Regions from separate parts of the Homo sapiens genome. Here all the other regions are linked to region 1. The links are chromatin loops, found by intact Hi-C in ENCODE. Cell type or tissue: Calu3. All regions are shown on one strand.

What was found. Hi-C counts contacts between places; a loop is a spot of excess contacts. Peaks named below come from ENCODE experiments on the same cell type or tissue, not always from the same donor. Only the 100,000 strongest peaks of a DNase experiment are listed, where the experiment ranks them.
Region 2: it touches region 1 in a loop (10-fold over the local background); 11 of 110 quality-filtered maps call a loop at or near these places.
Region 3: a loop joins it to region 1, with 7 times the contacts of the local background. A loop is called at or near these places in 20 of 110 quality-filtered maps.

What each region holds. Positions count from the first base shown.
Region 1 is chr2:189,408,123-189,416,122 of GRCh38, reverse strand. It overlaps a transcript of COL5A2 not described here. Among named protein-coding and RNA genes, the nearest start is that of WDR75, 29 kb to the left of the region's middle. In Calu3, no CTCF peak of the experiment used is centred here; a DNase peak (open chromatin) is centred at 3,562.
Region 2 is chr2:189,112,273-189,120,272 of GRCh38, reverse strand. All of the region lies in intron 1 of COL5A2 (collagen type V alpha 2 chain), which reads left to right. Among named protein-coding and RNA genes, the nearest start is that of MIR3129, 17 kb to the left of the region's middle. In Calu3, no CTCF peak of the experiment used is centred here; no DNase peak of the experiment used is centred here.
Region 3 is chr2:189,138,762-189,146,761 of GRCh38, reverse strand. The region is part of intron 1 of COL5A2 (collagen type V alpha 2 chain); the gene reads left to right. Among named protein-coding and RNA genes, the nearest start is that of MIR3129, 9.7 kb to the right of the region's middle. In Calu3, a CTCF peak has its summit at 3,420 (motif pointing left); a DNase peak (open chromatin) is centred at 3,431.

The sequences.
Region 1 (8,000 bases):
TTTACAGTCCCACCAACAGTGTAAAAGTGTTCCTGTTTCTCCACATCCTCTCCAGCACCTGTTGTAGGAATGTAGTTTTAACAATAAATCAGTATTATTCAGGGAAAATTATTTTCAAAGGAACAAACAGTTACTTTTATGTTGCTTAAAAATATATTCCATTGGCCAGGTGCAGTGGCTCACGCCTGTAATCCCAGCACTTTGGGAGGCCAAAGTGGGAGGATCACGAGGTCAGGAGATCGAGACCATCCTGGCTAACACGATGAAACCCCGCCTCTACTAAAAATACAAAAAAATTAGCTGGGTGTGGTGGTAGGCGCCTGTAGCCCTAGCTACTTGGGAGGCTGAGGCAGGAGACTGGCGTGAACCTGGGAGGCGGAGCTTGCAGTGAGGCGAGGTCGTGCCACTGCACTCCAGCCTGGGCGACAGAGCAAGACTGTCTCCAAAAAAAAGAAAAATGTATATATATTCCATTCCATCAAGAAGATATTTTATGGACATGTTATGATTCAACAACATAGCTTCAAACTACTTAAAACAGGACCAATAGAAATTAAAGGTGAAGTTGACAATTACAAATCCACTGACCAAGTAGAAAAATGTAGAGAGGCAGAATTCTTCAATAACACAATTAACTAGATTGATCTAATTTACATACACATTCAATAGACAACATACTTTTTTCCCGAAATGCACATGGAATATTAAAAAAAAGACCATCGTTTAGACCATAAAGGATAATAGCATACATCCTGCAGGCCATATTTACTGACCACGGTTCAAGAAAATTCAAAATTATAAATAATTGTCTAAAGAATATTGAGGAAAGCAAAATTAAATTATCTATTTGAAAATTTAAAAAAATTTACCCTAAATAACTGAAGTTAAAATGTCATCATAATAGAACATATCACTATTAGAAATAAATGATGGGAGTGCTAACTTACCATAACTGCAAAGAAAGCAATATTCAGAGGAAAGTTTATATCTTTCAGTGGCATTTATTAGAGCACAAAGACGATGGAAAATAATTAAGTTTTTAACTTAAGAGACTAGAAAGAAAGTAATAAGATAAACCCAGTCCAGAGTTCTTTCCACTATAGTTCACTAATGCTTCTTATTAATAGAAGTTTGGAATATCATTCCTTTGTTTTTGTTCACACCTATTATTTAATTCTAATATTTGGATATTTGCTTTTCTGTCATATGGAGGAAGCGCTGCCTATGAATTTTATGTATCCACAAAATATAAGAATTAAAGAAAAGACGTTAATATCTAATGCTGTTGTGTCCTTTGCCTAAGGAAAAGTCATTGAGGAGTAGAAGACTCTAGAACGGAAACATTCTTTTTTTTTTTTTTTTTTTTTTTGAGACAGAGTCTTACTCTGTCACCCAGGCTGGAGTGGGGTGGTGCGATCTCGGCTCACTGCAATGCAACCTCTGTCTCCCGGGCTCAAGCCATTCTCAGGCCTCAGCCTTCGAGTAGTTGGGATTATAGGCGCATGCCACCGCACTTGGCTAATTTTTGTATTTTTAGTAGAGACGGGGGTTTTGCCGTGTTGGCCAGGCTGGTCTTGAACTCCTGACCTAAAGTGATCCTCGGCCTCCCAAAGTGCTAGGATTACCAGCGAGAACCACTGCGCCCAGCTTAGAAGGGAAACATTCTTAGGGTCTTTAGGGTCCCAGAAAGCAGTTTGAAAGCTGTCCAAGAATAAAGGAAAGAGTATTGCTATTTTGAATATTAATGTAGAGAGCTGTTTTTGTAATAATGAGCAGGAACCATCTGTGCATATTATGTTACAATTAGGAAAATGTTTATATTTACAATATGAATTTTTACAGTATTTCTTTGATAATTACTATTTTTCCTCAAGAGGGTTGTATGTAAATTTCCCCTTTGATTTTACACTTGCGAAGACTGAAGAGCTGTTATTTGAACTTTATTCCAGAGATTCCTTATTCCTCATGGTGCTCTGTAACTTCATTTTTGAAAATAAATCAATATAGCATCCAATAAAATATGACACACAAGGCCGGGCACAGTGGCTCACGCCCGTAGTCCCAGCAGTTTGGGTGGTGGAGGTGGCCGGATCACCTGAGGTTAGGAGTTCCAGACCAGCCTGGCCAACATGGTGAAACCCCGTCTCTACTAAAAATACACAAATTAGCCGGGCGCAGTGGCGGGCGCCTGTAATCCCAGCTGCTTGGGAGGCTGAGGCAGGAGAATCTCTTGAACCCGGGATGCGGAGGTTGCAGTGAGCTGAGATTGTGCCACTGCACTCCAGCCTGGGTGACAGAGCGAGACTGAGTCTCAAAAAAAAAAAAAAAAAAAAAAAAAATGACGCCAAGGAAGCTGTTTTTCTTTTGTGAATCTTTCATCAATCATTTTAAGTGAATGGATTCAATGCTGGGATTGTTACTTTTACCTGGACATCTGAGTCCTACTTCATGCCTGTCCCGGCCGCTAATTCCTTTTTACTGAACCCGGCCCCTCCCTAACACAAATTACATTGTACTTCGCTGTGAAAGGTTCTAATGAGCGTAAATTTCTTTTGTTTTCCTTGTTAAAATTCTTCTTCTTCCCTGCAATGCACACCTTATCTTCTCAGAACAGAAGACCTCAGTGGACTATTAGGAAGGTCTCACATCTCCTTGGGCCCAGTCGTCATCCTTTTTAATACTTATTTAATTTTTTTTCCCTGGAGATTTGGCAGTGATTTACTGGTTGACTTTGATTTCAGGGCTCTTGTAACCATAAATTACTTACTTGGGATGAGTGATTAGAGGATCCTAACTGCTGGAGTATTCTCTGTTTGGGAAATAAGTTATTTTTACATACATTCATAGATGTTCATGTGGCAGAGGAATTATATCTACAATGGGAAAAAATTTGTATGTTGAATCAATAGCTTCCCTGATCTATAGGCTAAAATCCAGGCTTCTTGGTCTGGCAATAAAGGCTTGTCATAAATTGACCCGACCTATCTTTCTAATCTATTTTCTTTGTTTTGACTTCATAAACTTCACTATAGAAATTATTCTGTGAATATTCATTAAAGATTCTACATCTGGACCTTTACTTAATGTTACCTCTACCTAAAATGCTCTCTTGCTTTCATACTATCTATCTAACTCTCTTCTAACAGCCATACAACTTTTCCATTCTCTTCCACGAACATTCTCAGGCACCTTTCTACTTTCCACTCAGAGAACTTGGAAGTTTTCTTTACGACTCACTGCCATCCAATTATATGATAATTCTTGAGTCGCTGCGTATTAGTCCTTGATTTTTCTATGTTTTGATGTTAAGAGATGTGTGCTCTTTGAACACAAGACAATGTATTGTTTTTCTAGGTAACATAATACAATGCTTCCTACATTGTTGGCTCCTGTTTACTATCAATTGATTGGCAATTCATTGGTATGTAAATGACATTGCAGAAGATCTTGTATTCTTCAAGTTTTTAATGGTATTTTCATACTAGAGATCTGAGCTGATGTTGATGGCTTCAGAACCAAGTGTGAAATTATTTAGAAACTGAAGCCACAACTGCAAAAATACAGACAGACCACATGGTGGCAGCAAAGGAGCATCATTATTTTTGCAGGTTTGCATTATGCTTGCCTAACCAGAGATTATAATTATTCTGTTAGTGAATCAAAAAATATTGTAAATGTCTAATAAATAAACTTAGTGGAATGTTATAGAATGAGTATTTCTTAATATAAATAAATGCAAAAAGATCTTTGGATTTTTAGTGGTCTTTATGTACAAAAGTATTTCTTGCATCTTAAATTCTAGAACTTCTCCATATTGTTTCTCAATTATATTCCTCTTTCTCACTGTCTTTTCCCTCTCTACTATAAACATTTCACGAACGTTAGGATGATGTTTTGTGACATTTGGATTTTGGGACTGCGGCTCACAGGATATTGTGCTTGTAGAATGTGGACCTATACAAATTCCAGCTGGTGATAGTACACGTTGTTCTTTTGCAGACAGGCCTCTTCTTAGGCATGATGCCTAAGTTTAATTTCCATGTGTAAAGTCATACTTAAAGTATGTAAACTGAAACAGATGTTAGTACTCTGAGAAGGCATTTGGTGCATGAAGAAACAGTTCCCTAGCTTCTTTTTCCACTCCCACTATTTTGGAAGCCCCTTTCCATAGAAAAGGGCCTCTGGAGAATCGTCTAGTGTCTTTGACCCCATTAGTATGTAGCAATTCATTCCTGGGAAACTGTTGCTTGAAGTAAATGTTAGCTAGTACTTGAAACTCTTTTCTTAAAAACAATATGATTTTCTTTCCTATAAATGCCAAGTTTTGTTTAACTGTTTTTTAATTAGAAAGCTGTTCACCCTAATCATGTGCTTTTTAAAAAAAATCAAACAAGATCTTATTGATATTATCATTTGAGTAATAACTCAGAACTTCTATTTTCCCAAAGACTTGCAGTAATAGTCAGATGTTGATTCAACACCTATATAACTTCTTACTGCTATAGTTCCAAATATTAAAATGCTATATTGATATGTGAAATACTTTGAAAGTCTACCGACATCTGAATTGTGCTGGTGATAGTTCATAGATTTCCAACCATGTGATAATTTGTGCTTCTGATAATTTTCCAAAAAAAAGTAGGTGGAGTTATTAGAATGAACACCTAACTACTTTCTTTTCCTTCTTGCTCTGCCCTTCCCTTTCTCTTTTAAAAGATATTTGTTGAGATTCTATCTCAGGTATTGTGCTAGAATAAAAAAAACGATTGAAGCAGGTCCTAGTCTTAAGGAACATTCGTTGTAACTTAGGTTTAAAGCACATAGACATCAAATCATAATTTATTATTATATTGGCAAAGAAAAAAATCTGTCAGCACAGAAGAGCCAATCTATATTTCTGAGAAAATAAAGAAGACTTTACAGAGAAGGTGATATTGGAGTTGGGCGTCAATATTATTAATATCATCATTTAAAGATGGAGGATAATTTATCTAGGCAGTAAAATGGAAGGTATTTTCCAGGTAGCAGAATGAAATGAGCACTAGTATGATGGGTTTGGGAAACATAAAAAAACACTGATACGGTTTTCTTAGAGACACATGGAGGGAGTAATTCGGTGCTGAGACTAGAAAGAAAGGATGAGGCCAGATTTAGTCATGCTTAAACAGTTGGAAATATAAATGCAAAATTTTCTTTAATTTAAAGTTAATAATTATAATTTTAAAGTACTTTGACATATTACTTCAAGAGGATAATATGTGACCATTTGTACTGTAAAAATTTAGTTATTCTTAATGTTACTGAGTTACCTTCTAATTGCATTCATAAAATACATCAATTCACTAAAAATTTAGGCAATTGCATATATATTCACATAATTTTTGTTTTGTTATGTAAACATAAACAAGCCTTGAGTTTGTCTTTATATCAAATCACTAAAGTCCATATATCTAACTTCTAGATTAAAAAAACAAAGCATTATTGAAAAATGTGGCAGATATATGATTATAATGCTCTATTAGTGTTTATTTGATAATTATTTGGTCTTTTTTTTTAAGAGACAGGGTGTCACTCTGTCGCTCAGGCTAGTGTGAATTGGTGTGATCATAGCTCATTGCAGCCTCGAACTCCTGGGCTCAAGCAATCCTCCTGCCTCCGACTTCCCAGCAGCTAGGACTGCAGGTATGCACCACCATGCCCGGCTAATTTTTTTTCATTTTCTTGTAGAGATGGGGGTCTTGGTCAGGCTGGTCTTGAACTCCTGGCCTTGAGCAATCCTCCCAACTTGGCCTCTGAAAGCTCTGGGATTACATGGCATAAGTTGTCTTTTGTTAATGGCCAAGTTTGATGACTAAATGATATCTCTAGTATACATTAAATATGATGGAAATAATTTAATTAGACAATATTTTCCTCTCAAAGTAAAACAGATTTCAAAGTGTATATGTAGAAAGTTATGTTAAAAAATAAATTCTATGTTATTTTATCTAGCTTTTAGTATCACTGGTGGAAATGATTCAGTAGCTCTCTCTTTTCATAACTTATCTTATAAAAATAAGTTAAATTCCTCTACTTCTGATTGAAAGTGTGACTCGAAGTATTTCATGTACAGAATACAACATACTTCTAAGAGAGAAGCTTTCATATTGCTCTCTTCCATTAATTGCATGACATTGAACTCTATTTTTTCAGCCTGAATTATAATTATAAAGCAAACAGATTCTAAGTGCTCTACTTTCCATTTTAAAGTTTCCATCAAACTGTGGTTTGGGTGTGGATGGAAAACTATTATGACATTCTTTAGGTTTTCAAGTCTGCTTGAGTGATTTCATACATAAACAGCAAAGCTTCAGTAATTTCATTAGGAAAGCCACTTAAAAAATAATTGGTTAATTTGTCACAAATAAATTCAGTATTATAAAAAGGTGTTATAAAGCTTGTATTTTTATTTTTCCATTAAAATAATTCCATTTTTAGAATTAAGTGAATAGTTTTTAAGAAATTAAGTAGTAGTTCTATTCTGAATTTATGCAATTATTGAAGTTTTTCCATCTTGTTTCCCAGTTAGAAGTAAAAATCTAAATCTCATTTCTAAGACTTCTCACAGAAAGTATTAATGACAAACTAACGATAATTTTCTTATTTCATTAATTCCTTACAGAATACTATAGAAAATGCTAATTGAACAATGAAACTTGCATTCCTGACTGACTAGGGCATGTGCTTTAGCATTAAGAGTGGATTTAAGCTGGGTGAGGTGTATGGTGCCTGTAGTCACAGTTACTCAGGAGGCTGAGTTGGAAAAATTGCTTGTACTCAAGAATTCGAGGCTGCAATGAGCTATGATCATGCGACTGTATTTCATCTCTGGGTAACAGATCCAGATCCTATCTCTAAAAAAAAAAAAAAAAAAAAAAAGAGTAAATTTATAAAAATCTATAAAATGTCAGGCTTTTTCTAGAATTCTGTGAGCAGAATCTATCTTGTGTCATTTTGTGAGTGTAATTTTCTGTTGAAACAAAAACCTACGGTGATTTTCAGACAAGAGAAGAAAGTATATCTCTAAAGAAGGATAAATGCCATGGAGTGAAAAATTTATAAATGAAACTTCAAATAAGGGAATGAATGGGTGCATTTTTCAGGTAAATGACTATAGTCACAAAAATTATACTTGTAATCAGACTGTGGACACACTACCTATTCCATTTTGCTTTGTTTTCAGGCTGGGTTTCTGCAACCAAAGTCAAGAGGACCAGTTGAATTAATAATTCAGTTCATTATATCAAAAAATTTGACAGACTCACAAATATATCTGGATAACTCAGTATAATGTGGTTAATTGATCGTGTTCATATTAAATGAAGTGCCTTTCATCACTATCAGCCGCTGTTCTACATGAGACCAACAGAATATTAGTGATGGTGATTGTATCCTGTATGACTTTTAGCCAGTGTTTAGAAAGATGGTGTAAAGTAAGGGTGATAGTAAAAAGATAAATTAGTACATATAATTTATGTTATTTTAATATTTATTAAATTCCAACCTAAAACATGACTATTAATGGTCACCATGGCCACTGAATTTTATTCTCTGAGTTGCTTTCCTTTTTATGATTCATATCCTGTGGTCTTCAGACCAGTATTAAGAATTAATAGTCACAGAATGTTTTGAGTCTGATTCTAATGTAGTATGGCAACTCTATTTACATATTAATGCCATGTATGTACTTTCTTCCCGCATCACACCATCTGAGAGGCAGAAATCAAAACTGGGTGTATGGCCAAGCACTATGGTTTATATTTAATGGGCAGTACAGTAATGTCTGTGAGACTGAATTAATTTGCTTTTAGCTTCAGTTCCAGCTAGAGCCTCTGATTTCAGATAACTTATTATTTTTACTGAAGTTTTGTATTCATATAGGATTATCCTTCACTTACTTGAAATGGGTCCTTTGCACTAAACAATTGGATAAATAATACAGCACAATTTCTTTGCAGCCC
Region 2 (8,000 bases), 300 kb after region 1:
CTAGTGAAATACACATATGAGCAAAATCATTCTACAAAAAATTCATTATCTTTTGCAGCTTCTGTATATTTTGGTTGTTTTTGGCAAGGAAGTTGAACTCCAAATGTCTCATTCTCTGATCCAAAGTTTTCTTTTGTACTAAACAAGTATTTAATAAAATTGTTATTATATTTGCTAGATAAATAACTATCGATTAAATGGATTAACTAATGCCTCTATTCCTTTTTCCAGATTGACAAATTTAGGATGAGCTTTCAAACACACTTTAAAGCAAACTTCTTTATGACATCTTTAAATATTTCTTATCTGCAAAAGTAAAGGCTCATGTTTTATCTTTTTCTATATGTTAACAAGTAGAAAAACTGAGGCACACTTTTCATTTATTAATTTAGTAATAACCAGTTGACTAGTAAACAACTTAGTTAATCTTTTGTCCAAACTAAATTTTATACTCCTTAGTTTAGGAAATGTTATATATTTTTCTCCTCTGATCTCAGCATGTGCTAATGACTGTATTAGCAAGAAATAAGTATTCTGTAGTTACTTGGAATTAAGCAAATTTTTGAAAGATTTTAGAAACTTTAAATCTTTCCACAGGTATTTAAAGAAAATGACAAGAGTATTGTTTTCCTTTATAGATATTTTATTCGTAGTCACCATGTTTAAATAAATTAAAATGTGAATTATACAATAATGATAAAATTCAGAATTTAAAAAACTGAATGAATAACATTAAGTAATAATCTAAAACTTTTGAAATTCTAATAAAGTTTGCCCATGTTTACTTGTTAAGGAAAATAGCAACTTCTCCTTAGAAGCACATGGATTTGTAGGTGAAAAATCTCCGATTCATTCTTTGTATTTTCCCTAATAGGATAAAGAAGTATCTTCAGGTTAATTCTGTTGTTTTCTAAAGAAACTTGTAAAACCTCCTTCTTGATGTAGTAAAGTTACATGGAAAGAAGATGATTGTCTCATCCTCCTTCCTCTACCCCTCTCCCTCCTTCCTCTCTTCATCCTCCTTGTCTGTTTGCTTTTCTTGTCTTTTGTTCTCCCTACAAGTAGAGAAATTACCCAATGAAGAGCTTTGCTGTGCATCTAAAAAGTTATTGATATAACTTTCCAATAAAGGCAACAACTCTTTTTCTCATACCAAGTATGACTATGGCATTTGGCTGGTTTTGAGATTCAGAGCATATTGAGTTTTGATCTTAAACATGCAATAAATAAATTGGCTTCCATGCAATTATGCACATTATAAGGGATAAACTAAATATGAAGATTAAGAGATGAATTTAGGTTCTGAAATAACAATTACAGTTTTTTTTTTAAAGATTCTATTACCTGTTCTGGAAGTGACTTGGAAAGGAATGCCAGAAAGAAGAGTAAAATCTAGTTTTAGTTTTGTTCTTCAGCAAAATCACTTACTTTTTTAATAGCTAGAAAATAGATGTAAATTAAATCTGTGTAAAGCAGAACAAAACTGAATACTAATTCAAGTCACTAGATATTTCCAAGAGGATAAAATTAGAAATTGGCCTTTGGGATGACAGCACTAGTCTCCTTTCACCCATGCCTCCAGAACTGAGCTCCAGAGGGAATAATGCAGAAAGAGGCATCCCTTTAAATTCCTATTAGAAATTTTCTTCAAAATATTTTAGAATCCTTGGTACTGAAATGAATGGGATCAAAGAGCCATTGAGAACTGTGGAATGTTTGGTGGATTGTAAAAGAAATTTCAACTTGCTCAAGGCAAGGGCAGAGAATAAAGAATGAATTGGAAGAAATAAGCTGACTACAATGTCTGGATTTTCTCTAGAGGCCCTAAATATTCTTCTGTATCAGGGAAAATTGAAAAAGGAGGCAAAATGCAGCTGCAAAGACATAATAAAATACAGAGTTAAATTGATTCTAAAATGTTTTATGTAAAATATTTAATTTTATACTCATTGAGTATACAATAATGAATATTCTCTTAAAATACAATAATAATTATTTTCAATTACAAAAATGAGTAAAAATATATGTTCTTTTTAGGATATAATGTCAGGAATAAATGATAATACATCATATTCCTATAATTCATGGTATTTTAAAGCTTTGTAGGTTTGGCCCACATTTAAATAAGCAGCTAAAATGGCGCTTCTCTAAAAATCAGGTAATAGCCCAGGGTTGAAGCATATCATTTTGTATTCAATATGGCCTAGATCTCTTACTTGGTATTCTTAACAATTGACTTTAGATATAAAAATCCCTTTTTATATACAAAAGAATATTATGAAATGACTTTACCATATAAAGCTTCTTAAGCAAACAACTAATATTCAATAAATTAATTCAACAAATACTTCTTGAGCATTTACTATGATCCTGACACTATTCTAGGATATCAGAATATATCAACAAAGGAAGCAAAATAAATTATATGTGTTCTCACAGAGCTATAATTCTATCATGGGGTGACAAACAATAAACATAATAAATTCAATATATAGTAGGCTTGAAAGTGGTAACTACTACATTAAAAGAAAAAAAAAAAAGAGTAAGAATTAGTGAATTGAGAGTGTTATGGTTGTATGTGTGTGTAGTCATGTGCAATTTTTTTGGTAAGGTGACCAGAGTAGGTAACATTTGAGCTAAGACCAGAAGGAGATGAAGGAAATCTGGAATGTGGATACTATATATTACTGAATATTTACTTCTCCTTTGAAAGAGAAACAGTTAAGCAGATTTTTGTCTCTCCTGTTGATCTCAAGCAATATTAGGCTAGGAGAGATTAAGTAGACATCATTCAGAACACTTACAAATGTTTCATGTATTTAGGTAGGCAGACACATTTGGCATAGCTCTGTACCAAACTTATTCACTGAGGATTAATATTTAAGATTAGAACTAAGGTTGGCTATAAAAATTACTGCTGAAATTTCTAGTGTATAGATTATAGAGTTGGCTCAATTCTCTTTGTGCTGTTTTGCAGCTATTTAGTAGTTTGAGGTATGTGGGAAAAAAAATCTATGTCAAATGCATTAGCAGACTGAAATCTGCTCTTCCAGACAGAACTGTAGATGAGCATTGCATGTGCAGTATGTGTAGTTTTAGTTTCACGTTTTGGCCACAGTCATTTAGATTTCCCAATGATACATGGAAAAAAACTTAAGTATACCTAATATGAGAGTTTTTCCTTTCTATTTTTTCCATTTTAAGTAAAGTAAAAACAGCAGTTTTACTAGTTAACTGAAAAACTTTGCTTATGAGATTGGAAAACATTTAATGGTTGCACTGAAGAAACCAACCACCTTCACAGACAGTTTATCAAATTTTTTAAATTCATATGCTCACTGAAATGCATTGAAATGAAGCTTTCTATGAGTCATCTCCTTTTCAATTTTTCAGATTTCAAGGAAAATTTTCAAAATTGTCATTATATTGCTTTAGAATATAAAACATGATTGTCCTTAGTGGAACAAAAATTTAACTCAGCTCAAATAATTATTGAATGCCTACTCTTGTTCAGTTGGTACAAGGAAAAAAGGAGCAGGGCACAGAAAAAGTAATAATTTGGATAACTATCCTAAAACCAGATTTAAGCTTGCGGGGCTCACTAGAAAGTAAAAGTCTTTGCAGTGGATTGAAGAACAGAAGATGTAAAACCCCATAGGCCTACCCCATACATACTTATCCTCCCACCATCCCATAGATCTTGAGGCTGAGATAGAAAAAAATTGTCAAAGTATGTAATAGATCCCCCTCAGGTATCCCTGGTGGCTTCATATGTATCTAACTTTTCAAATTTGGGAGTTGTTTAAGGAAAGCAAAATGAGGAATGTGGAATTTTTGGCATCTCCTCTGCATGGTCTAAAGAAGGAATTGAATGCTGTCCCTCTTCGTCTTTCCCTTCTAATGATAAACAGTGCCCTAGAGCAGAAGGAAGGGAAGGATTTCCTTGGTAGGTTCTCTGGAACCCCATCCAGGAGCCCACGCTCTGCTGTGCATTACTAAAGGCAGCATCTGTGGCATCCAGACTGACACGTGGGCGGCTTTATTACCTCCTCCTTTGTCCCACAAGGCATTCTCTCTCCACTTCATGAGGCCACCAGCTGACAGTGTCATGATTATAGTCCCTCAAGGACCTTTACAGTCAGAGAAACTTTAAGTAATGGTAGCCCAGATCTTCACAATCCCAAAAGGGACCTAAATCTGCTGGGTCAGGAAGGCTGAAGGGTTGCTGTAGCTTTCTGAAGGTTGTTCTAAAATATGAACTGTTGTGACTGACACAGTCTTCTTCCTTTCTGGTCACACAGAGGCCTGAATGTCAGGGACACACCTGGTAAGAACCACCAAGTGACCATTCCCTTTCATTCAAAAAAGGGTTCCTAAGAGCACATCCTCTCTGGAAAGATTAGGGAAGGAGGAAAGAGAGCTAAAAGTGCTTATCTTTTTAATAGGCATATCAATGAACTAGTTCCTTACTTTCCTCATTCACATCTGCATTCATCAATGCTACACATACGTTTATCAAAGACGGATTATATAACATTAAATGTGAAGGTTGCTGAGGTAAACACAGTTCTGGCTGTCGAGGAGCTCACAGTCTCACAGCTCACAGGGGAAAATGATCAGCACAAACCTGTGTCTGAATAAGAGATTTAAAATTTTTATAACACGTGTGTGCTGTGTATTATTTCTGCTTGAAAGAACTTTAGTTAATGGCTAGAGAATATCTAACATAATTTTAGGGACTTTTATTTCATATATTTTTCAAAGCCTGTAAGTAGACTCCAATAATTTAATATGCAAATACAGTCGTCTCTCTTGGCCAGTCCAAGGTTTCAATATGGCCGTTTCTATGCAGGCTTTTTTTTTTTCCCCCACAGGTGTAATTGTGTGAAAAAATGTGGATGCAGGGCATACCATATAGTTGGCAAGCTGCAATTGTGATAATTTAGTTTCTAATTGTTATAATAAGATGGTGGATTTGGTCTGCCATCTAGTGATTAAGAACTGAATTCTTACAACTAAATTTAAAAGCACTTAAGATTTATGAGAAGAGAAATCTATGAGGATATATGAGAAACAGAAAAATTGAGTTGATTTCAAATAAAATGTGATCAGATAAAATATATCTCTTTTCTGTAATATATCAGTGCCACAATTGTTGTGGGAATGACTTCACAATGGATTCAATTTATTGGAACATTTGGTGAGGGTAAAAGAATCTTGTAGGTTGGGAGATAAACATGAAAATTACAAAATAGTGATGGTATTATCAGATTTCTACCAGTCCTAATCAATTTTAGGAAAGTTAAACATAAACAGCAAAAAATACAAGTAATGCAAAATTATAGTTTTGGCGTTCTTTTTTAGATTATATAAAAATATTTATCTAATTTTTAAATTTAAATTTTATTTTTATTTTAAGTTCCAGGGTTTATGTGGAGGATGTGCAGGTTTGTTACATAGGTAAACGTGTGCCATTGTGGTTTGCTGCACCCATCAGCCCATCACCTAGGTATTAAGCCCAGCATGCATTAACTATTTTTTTCTAATTTTTACTAATGCTCTCCCTCCCGCAACCCCACCCTACTCCCTGACCGGCCCCAATATCCAGGTATTTTAAGAAACATTTTTTTTTTTTTTTTTTAAGTCCTGGGCCTTGAATCTAAGCTTTGGACGTCAGCTTGGGTTAATTTTATGATTTGGATAGAGAAATCAGGAGGACAGAATTGAATTTCTCAGAATGTCATTTGAAAATTTTTGTTATTTTATACTGTGTTGTCATTTATAAAATAATTCTATTATGACAACTTTACTGCAATATTTTTCAACAAATTGGCTGCAATTTTGCTTTCTATTTTACTTTTCTTTTCGTTTAAGTAAATGTCTGTGTAGAAAACAGAAGGGACAACTTAATCATATGGTGTACAACTACCATGTAGATCCGTGAAAACTGCAAGACACCCTGTATTTTCTACCCACTGTTTCTTTGTACATGTCTTTCATTCAGACATGGACAATGAGAGTTCACTGAGTTTTTGAGCCCTCTGTGATGTGTATGGATTCTTGTCTGAGTGAAGAGAAGACAAGGTTTAACAGTGAATGTGGTTTTTCGTCTCCTTGCTATTTAAAAGCATTCCAACTAACTTTCCACATCATCTTAAATTTAATTATAAATTCTCAGGAGAAGGGAAGCCATGATGACTCAGAGTATAAAACTAACCTTTAACATTATCATTTAAAGAAAGTAATCCAGTGGCCCACTTCTTTGCCCCTTGAGTTGAAGTTATGTTGTCTTAAACTTTCAGAAAGAAACTGCTCTTCTAGGTGTTAACACAAGACTGAGACAATGTGTCTTTTTATTCCAACCCTAAAGGAGCCACAAGGAAGAAGATAAGCTACTCCTTGAAGAGTTCCTCACATATTTTAATATTTAATTGACATCATTACGTGTCATCTTGTTTTTGTTTTTCATATTCTCTGCTTCCAAATATCTAATTATCCCATCAGCATATATATCCTTATATATAATATATATCCAATAATAACATATTTTGTTATAATAATTCATTTTATAAATCTTCAGGGGATAACTTATCCTGTTCTCTATGGCTCCTTCAAGATTTATACAATAAACAAACATATATTATATAATTAAAATTATATAATAAGTTAATTATATTCATCTATTATATAACAAATATAGCACTCCACAATGTTATATATATAAAACATACATATATTGTTATATGTGTAACATATATAATATATATAATACTCCACAATAATATATATTTTGAGGACAGAAAGGAACACATATGCTTCCTTCTTGTCTTTTCTTTTTGTGAGTCCAGGTCTCACTCTGTTGCTCAAGATGGAGTGCAGTAGCATAGCGTTCCCATAGCTCACTGCAGCCTAGAACTCCTGAGCTAAAATCATCCTCCTACCTCACCTTCGGAGTAGCTGGAGCTACAGGCACAAGCCACTGTGCCTGGCTAACTTTAAAATTTTTGCAGAGATAGTATCTCACTATATTGCCCAGGCTGGTCTTGAACTCTTGGCCTCAAGCAATCCTCCCACCTTGGCCTCCCAACATGCTGGGATTGTAGGTGTGAGCCACTACACCCAGCCACATATGCTTTCAATATTTTGCACAATTAGTACTAGGCACATATGCACTTAACTCCCAGCACCCCCACCCAAGAGTGTGTAATGAGAGAAACAAGCTAATTGAAGTAGTATCTCATTTTCAGGTAATAGCATTTAACATTTGTAAGTGGATATTTCCTTCTCAATCATAAAACTTAATGAGCAAAATTACCCTTAAGTTATCTACTTAATGGAATTGTTCAGTGAACTATAGACATAAGCCCATTTTTATACAGGTTGTGTCTTTGGAAATGTTATTCATGGAATTACACTGTGTTAAAGTGATATTTCATCTAAAAGTCACACTGTTTATTTGATGAATACATTTCTCATTTTTTCAAAATAATCTTCCAGAAAAGCATATTAAAACATAATTTCTATTTTCCCCTTGGTTTTAAATGACTATAATAGCACTATGGACATAGAGCTAATACTGTTTTGTTGATTAGATATGTATTATGTGATACAAGTCTTTTAATGAAGATAAAACAGATTAGAAACTTGTGTCCTCATCTTATAAAACAGCACACAAACCATTAGGATATAGTAGTGTTACTCTCTGAAAGCAATTTTCCGTTTGCCAAATATCTGTGATGAAAGACTAAATACATAAAGCAAAATATTCCACAGGACAGTGAGAAAAATGTTTTTATTCCAGCTTTATTAAGGTATAATTGACAAATAATAATTATATAAAGCAGATTTTTGTATTAATATCTGTATTGTAAACTAAAATAATTTTCATATGTAGCTTTGCATTATCATTTGAATATATTTATATGCCAAATGATAATATCTTTCATAAACTGATTACAACTACATTAAAACATCTTTTTATGAAGTACAAAGTTCATGCT
Region 3 (8,000 bases), 270 kb after region 1:
TTATGATTCATGACAAAAAATTCATCTTGGGCTTCTAATGATGTATTTTAAAATAGTCTCCAGACGTCCCGTGGTTCATTTTATTTTAAACTATTTCTTTTTACTTCTTTTTTAATAATGGCCAGATTTTCCTAAGTTCCCTTTACTAAAATTAAATTATTTTATATGGCATTCCTTTTTTCTTGCCAAATGCTAGGCTTAATCATTTTGAATACTGTGTAGACAGAAGTGGGCACCCATGATACAACCTTCATCAATTCCTGCTCAAGTCTGCCTAGACTCGGAAAATCCAATTTTGGCAAACTGATGTCTGTAATCATCTGTATTCTTGTACTCCAATGTGCATTCTGTATGTCTATGATGGGATTACAATATAAATTCACCTTATTTATACTTTATCCAATGTTTTCACTTTCTTTCTTGTTATACACTATTTAGATAATTTTGCTTAAATAGTGTCCCTGTAGCCCATAGAATAAGTAAGGTTCATATTTTTTAGTTTAACAACCAATGCCTTTCATAATTTGATCCCTAATTATTCTATCTTCATTCACTTCCCACTGAACTTTTTCTTTTCTTTTGCAGTACAATTCTTACTAAATGGTAAAATTTCACAACTGTACCTTCTCCCAGATCTTTCTGGAATACCTTTCCCATTTCCTTCATTGTTCATCCGATCAATGTATGAAGATATCATCATTCTAATCAAGATGTTAGTTGTAGGTGCCTTTTCAGTTAAATTGCATGTAACCTTCCTAAATCCTTGGTCCTTGCCTTCAATGTAATTCTACTGTCTTGCTCTTTATGAGTCCAGATGTGAGAGTCATTACCTCACTCATGTACATGGCAAACTCCACTCATGTCAAGTTTTTGGAAATTTAATAATTTAACTGAAGATTTTTGGTTCTAAAGAAGGATCACAGTATTAAGGACTATCTATCTATTTTCTCCTTTTTTTCCTTTTCAGAAAATAATAATTATGCCTTATCTCATATACTTTTGTAGCCTGGTTTCACCTATTATATGGGTCTTCCCCTATACTCTAAGTAGCTTAGAAAAGTATGTATTTTTCTTTAAAATATGGTACTTGCCCAATAAAAATCCTTCTGAATAAGATCTTCTTCAGCTCATTAATTGGCCATAGTTTTTAAAGAGCCCAGAATGATCTAGGCAATATAATAGACACTGATTATATAGCAAGAAAATTGCAGGTCAGGTTTTTGTGTTCATAAAGTTTTAGTGTGTGATCCAAATAGCAATACATAATTGTAAATTAGATATTCAATAGATATTTGGGGTTATGCAAGTGAATATTTTATATTTTAAGCTTAGTTGTATTATTTTAGGGAATTATAGTATATTTGCATTACTGTATTTTACTATTTAAATAGGAAATTCAGTGAACGCTGCCTTGAATCCATGTAAAAAATAAACAAGAAGAAAGAGATGGTCAAGAAATGTATCATTCTTAATTCCTGACGTGTGCAATTTTTCACATTACTTTACTCATTTAAGTAAAATTTCTATTGGAGTATAGTTCCCATGTCATGTTTCTAACCCTTTCTAAGTGCAAGAATCCTTCTGTGTTCTCACATCCCGCTTACTCAGAGTCTGAAGTAAGAAAGTTTTTATACAAACATGGAAACACTCATGGCTTCTACTGTTTCATACATATAGGAATTAAGAAAGTATTTTGCAATGCTCTGAAGGCAATTCTGGTTGTAGACTAGGTCAGCTCGGGCTTCCATGAGGTTCTAAACTCTAAGAAGGGCTAGTTCAGAAAGGATCATTGGAACAAGAGGAAAATTGCATGCTAATGTATTCCAGGAGATGATGAAATCTCTCATCTTATTAATTTGGCAGTGTTGAGTTCCTCTTCTGTAGAATGTAATTTCCTTTCTAAAAGATATGAAGCATCTGTTCCCACTCAGAACCAAATGGAGAATTCTTCATCTACATTAGCAAGTCAGGCCTGCTTAGTGCCCCAACTGTGCTTACTGCTCAGGATGTTCTACTCACGCTGACTGGTTAGTGCATCTGGTGTTTCACATTATTTGTTGGAATTATAAGCACTTATCATCTTCCCAGTTCATTAGGATTAAAAAACTCTGATAAAAGTATATATATAAAATATATGTATTTTTTAATTCAAGAAGATGGCAAATGGATTTTTTCAGTCTTGAAAAATATATAAATATAATATATACATATAACATATATATGTATGTATGCACATATATTTTTGTTTGTTCTCACTCATTCAGCATTGTATGGGTACAACAAGGATACTGCAACCTACAGTGTCCTTATGAAGCTAACATACATGACTATACAAACACAGACCAGTTCTCTAATTCAAAATTTACAGTAAATAAGCACTGATTGTTTTTCTCCCCTCTCCTTTGAGAAGATTCTTGCTCAGAAACAAAACTTGTACTCTCCTAACTAGGTAAAACTAAGCAAATACCCAACTATGTACTTGTTTACTGAAACTGTGTGTCAAACTGTACCTTTTTTTTCTCTTTCATCTGTCTGTCTTTTGAGTTTTTGAATTGTTCAGAAAATTCTTAAGTACTTTTATGTTCACTGTTTTCAGAGGCCCAAGAGTCTTGCATCACAGCAACATGGTTTCTTGCAGGGAAGAATGTGTTTGAATGTCCACACCCCTTGCCATAACCATCTGGTTTGCAGATGATAAATACAAACACTACGTTGTTTCTTTTTTTTCCTCCTCTAAAGATCTGGGAAACAGATTGAACTTAAAATTCTACCCTGGCGATCTCAATATATTAATCTTCATTACCATGTCTAGTTCTTTAAGAATTCCAGTTCTGCAGCTATATATTTTTTAAAGACTGAACACATAATACGTATGATATACCACTTGTAGGATTTTTTTATGTTATTATAATGTCTTCATTTCTTCCTACAGTCTAGTAATATCTTACTCCTTTTTCAAAGTCCAGTTTAAGACCTGTTTCCCCTGTGAAGTCTTTTCTAGTTATTCTAACCTCCACACGTCTCTCTTTCATTGTTTGGAAGACTTCACACCAAAGCAAGGTATATATTTGTTTAAAAGTTTCATGCATGGGCTTAGCTCCCTAATCAGAGTATGAGTTGTTTAATAACAGATTGTTCATATGTTTTGTAATCATAGTATAATGGACACAATGGATATTTAGAACCTAGTTGTCGAATTAATACTTCATTAATGCCATCAAAGAAGCCTCATTCTAATAGAGGATATGAGAGAGACTTTATTAGGATGGGATTAAGTTAGGCAGAAAATTTTACAGTGGGAAATATTGACCTCAGTTACAGGGTTAGAGTAGGCCTTTATACACCTTTTGTCTGAAATAACATTAGAAACAGAAATGGAAAACAGTGCCACCTCTGGGTGACTTCTGTCTGAAATAGAAAACAGTGCCACCTCCAGGTGACCCTAGGCAAGTGGACAGGAGCAAAATAAAAGGCATTCCTTCTTCCAGTAGATACAGCCCCAAGCTAGGGTTCATAGTATGACAAGGAGAGCTTGGATTGAATGTCATTTCCCACTGGCCCCCTCAGTTGGAGTCTTTGTGAAGTGTACAAACTGCAAACAATATACAACAGCCCTCCAAACAGTGATATAGATAATGCAGGCAAGTCAAGGCGGCTTGGTGGCTTATGAAGTAGCTGACACTGCATACTCTGTGTGGCATGAAGCTAGAGGCTAAGCACCTAGAAATTTATTTGTTACACATTAGGAGAGAGATCGAACAATCATGGCTGATGTGGAAAATATTTACTTAAGAATGTAGATTTTTCATTGGTATATAAAAATAATATTTAAGAGAATGAATAGCCCAGAGAATAGTCAAGTAGGTCAAAAAGCAGTTGATGAGATTTGTAAGGTGTGAACAATAACCAGAGTGAAAAAAAAAATGACACAATTCTGAAGGTGAGGACAAAGTTGTTATTGGGCCAGAGTGCGACTGAGGGCAATTGCTGAGGTTTGAGAAAGGTGACACAATTGAAGGGCCATTTAAGAAGAAGTTTCGATAGCTATGTTTAAGATAGATTGCAGGGTAATCATAGTATAAAGAAATCTGAAGGATGTCTGTCCTATTGAAAGCAGAATGAACAGGAATTAATTAAGGTAAAATATGGAGAGAATTTTTTGGTTGACCTTATATAAGAGTGGGCATAAGATAATAAGCATTTAAATTATATTCTTTAGTGGACATTCATTAATATAATGATAATCATTACTTTGAGGCTACCATTTATTGAGTGCTTAATAAGTGCATTCAATTATTAAGTCTATGTATAGTACATTTGTATAAATAATGTTAGATTTTAGTCTAACAAAACACATAAATATTGGTAAATGATATGCACAGATATAAAAAATTTATAATTATGGTGAGCTAGTTGGCTGCAGTATGGAAAATATAATCTATGGTATACATATATCATAAATGTTAAGCATTTATTTTAGAAATAAAAAAACAAGGATTTTCAAGGGAAGTATAGATGTTTAAATATACCTAGTTCGAAGAGTAATCTTGTTTTGCACTAAAATGTATTTTATTATTAAAAACATTTTGTTTAAAATTATTGTCAATCATAACATGAAAACATATAGATTAAACTTTAAATATTTTGGAATAATCTGTATCCATTCCAATGATAACTTATCAAGTCTATACAATGTTAACATTTACATATAATAGGGAAAAATCTAGTTCTTGATTATATCAGATTTATATTATCTCTCACCATAGGCATAGGAAATTCCAGAAAAGAATTTGACATTATTTATAAAATTACTATCCATAAAACATCTTAAATATTTTTCCTTAGTTTGATGAAGCTCAACCTTTAGTCTTTCATCCTTGACATACATTTCGTTATCAAATCATGCAAGCAAAATATGCAGAATTGGATTTCTTCAAGTGAAAAAGAGATGGCTTCACTATTAAACTCTATAAACTCCTTGATCCTATTAAAAGGACGGTTTGCTTAATTTTTTAGGTCAGAATACACCTTAAGAATCTAGAAGAAATTTAACAGTGCATTTCGCTATTTTGAAATAGCATTAGTAAATTTCAAGAATTCGGGGGAAGTTGGGAAATGAGCGTGCTAACTTTAAAACTTGCATTAACTACGTGACCCATGTGACTATATGAACTTATTTTACATTTTTTGGTAAGAGGAAATCTTTAACCGGAGCCATAAATAAATTATCCCAGTCAGATAATTGTATATATTAATATATACTCAGCATAGTCTTTGGTTACAGTAATAGAAAGAATGCATCTGCAAAGATAAGGCTCTGAAAACTGACTTTTCACTGCCTGTGAAATCATTTCGCCCCTGTGAACCCCAATCCCTTTATATGTAATAAGGCAAAATAGGCAAATAATTTCTACCTTGAATAGTCGTGAGCATTTATCAGATAACATCTGAAAACTGCCTTGTATAAAGTAAACACTAGATGGTATTTATTATTATTATTAATGGTAACCTTACGCATATTAATTCACCAATGTTTTTAACTGGTCTACTGCACACTATATTTCCAGCTAACTTCCAAGTCGGCTTCCTTACCAGACCATGGGGAATCCTCAGCTCATATTGCCCAGCCCCATCTCTGCCTGTCAAAGTCCTGCTTCATTTCCCAGAATACCTCACTGAAAGCACATCTCTATTAAAAGGAATACATCTGGCTATTTTATAGTTCCTTTTAATAAAAGAATGCTGATTTTATCATTGAAGTATTTTTAAATCTTAAGTGGGCAAGGTGAAAATTTTAGTATATTTTAGAATAAAATATTTGAATCTAGGTTAATTAACAAGTAATATCTGTGTGGTGCTTAATAGTTTAAAATGCTTTTTTCATGTAATTTATCCATTTCACTTGCAATAAGAATTATTAAAACTAATTTTTAATTTGGAAGAACTGAGCCTTAGAAAAATATATTACTTACTCAAGTTCTCTCTATGGTAATTACTAGAGCTATGTCTTCTGATACTAGAAACTATTTTTCTTAGTATACATTAAGCCTCTACAATGAGAAATAAGATTTAATAAAAAGAAGGGGAGGGGATACAGATAATAACCTAAAAGGGAAATAGTAAGGAAATGTAAAGCTGTAACTATAGCTTTGTACATTTTGAATAAAGATCAACTTCCCTATTCTCTTTCTTCCTTTCTATATATATATGTGCATATACATACATAGATTTTTCTGTATTTTTATTATAAGCTTTGTTGAAGCACAGTGGTGTCTCTTTGTTTAAATTTCTGGTCTATAAACATATCTTTGTTTTATAATATAATGCCAAATGTGCCTCCAGGTTTAAAATGTATTAATATTCAGAAGAGTCCTCTAATCTGCTTAAGACAAGATAAAGGGAAAAAGGCAATGTAGAATCAGAGGGCTGTGTTCTTCATTGAGGCCCTGGGCATGTTTTTTCTGTTTACAATTGCTGGAAAATATTAGTTTTATTTTCTGCCCTATATGGTATCGTATCATGTATGTACATATGTTAAAGTGTGATTATTTTGGTATAAATACATATTTTACACTTTGATTCTTATTTTTATTCTTGATGTTTATAACTGGAGAATTATAGAAATGCTAACCAATTGTATTTTGGACATGATTTAACATCTGGTCACTTTTTTATTTTTTTATTTTTTTGAGATAGAGTCTCTCTGTGTCGCCCAGACTGGAGTGCAGCGGCGCCATCTTGGCTCACTGCAACCTCTGTCTCCTGGATTCAAGTGATTCTTCTGCCTCAGCCTCCTGAGCAGCTGGGACTACAGGTGCGCGCCACCATGCCCAGCTAATTTTTGTATTTTTAGTAGAGACGGGGTGCCACCATATTGGCCAGGCTAGTCTCGAATTCCTGACCTCGTGATCTGCCTGCCTTGGCTTCCCAAAGTGTTGGGGTTACAGGCGTGAGCCACTGCACCCAGCCAACATCTGGTCACTTTTAAAATATACTTTCTAATTTTAGAAGTTTTAAATTTACAAAATAATTGTACCGATAGTACAAAGGGTTCTCAAATAATCTAGACCCAATTTTCCCTCTTCTTAACATCTTACATTCACAACGAATAAGCCAATATTGATATTTTACTATTAACTAGAGTCATACTTTAGTTAGATTTTCTTAGTTTTTGTCTAATGACCTCTTTCTGTTCCAGGATCCCTCACAGGATCCCATATTACATTTAGTTGCATGTCTCCTTAGGCTCCTTTTGGCTATGACAGTTTCCAGACATTCCTTGTTTTTTAGGATTTTGACGATTTTTCAGGAGTACTGGCCTGATATTTTGTACCATGTCCCTCAATTAGGATGTGTATGATTTTTGTTTTCATGATTAGACTGGAGTTCTGGGTGTTGGGAGGAGGTAAAGTGCCATTCTCAACTATCAACATGAATTATTATTACTGATATTAAACTTTAATAATTAATTAATTTATTTATTTTTGAGAGGGAGTTTCACTCTTGTTGCCCAGGCTGGAGTGCAATGGCGTGATCTCAGCTCCCTGCAAACTCTGCCTCCTGGGTTCAAGTGATTCTCCTGCCTCGGCCTCCCAAAGTGCTGGGATTACAGACGTGAGCCACCGCGCCAAGCCTGGTGTTAAATTTGATCACCTGTCTGGGGTGGTATTTGTCCTGTGTCTTCACTGTAAATTTGCTGTTTCCTCCCTTTTCCATTCTGTACCCTTTGGAAGGAAGCCACTATGTACATACAGTTCTTACTTAAGGAGTGGAGACTTACTCTTCAACTTTTAAAGGGTGGGGTAGCTACATAAATCATTTGCAATTCTGCATAGGAGATTTGTCCTATTCTATTTTATATTTTGTATGTATTTACATCGGTATGGACTCATAGATATTTATTTTACATTTTTGGTGATATTTGAATGCTACTTTGCTTATTTTATTTGTCAAACTGTTTCAGTTTTGGCCACTGGAAAGTCTTTCAGTTGTATTCTGTG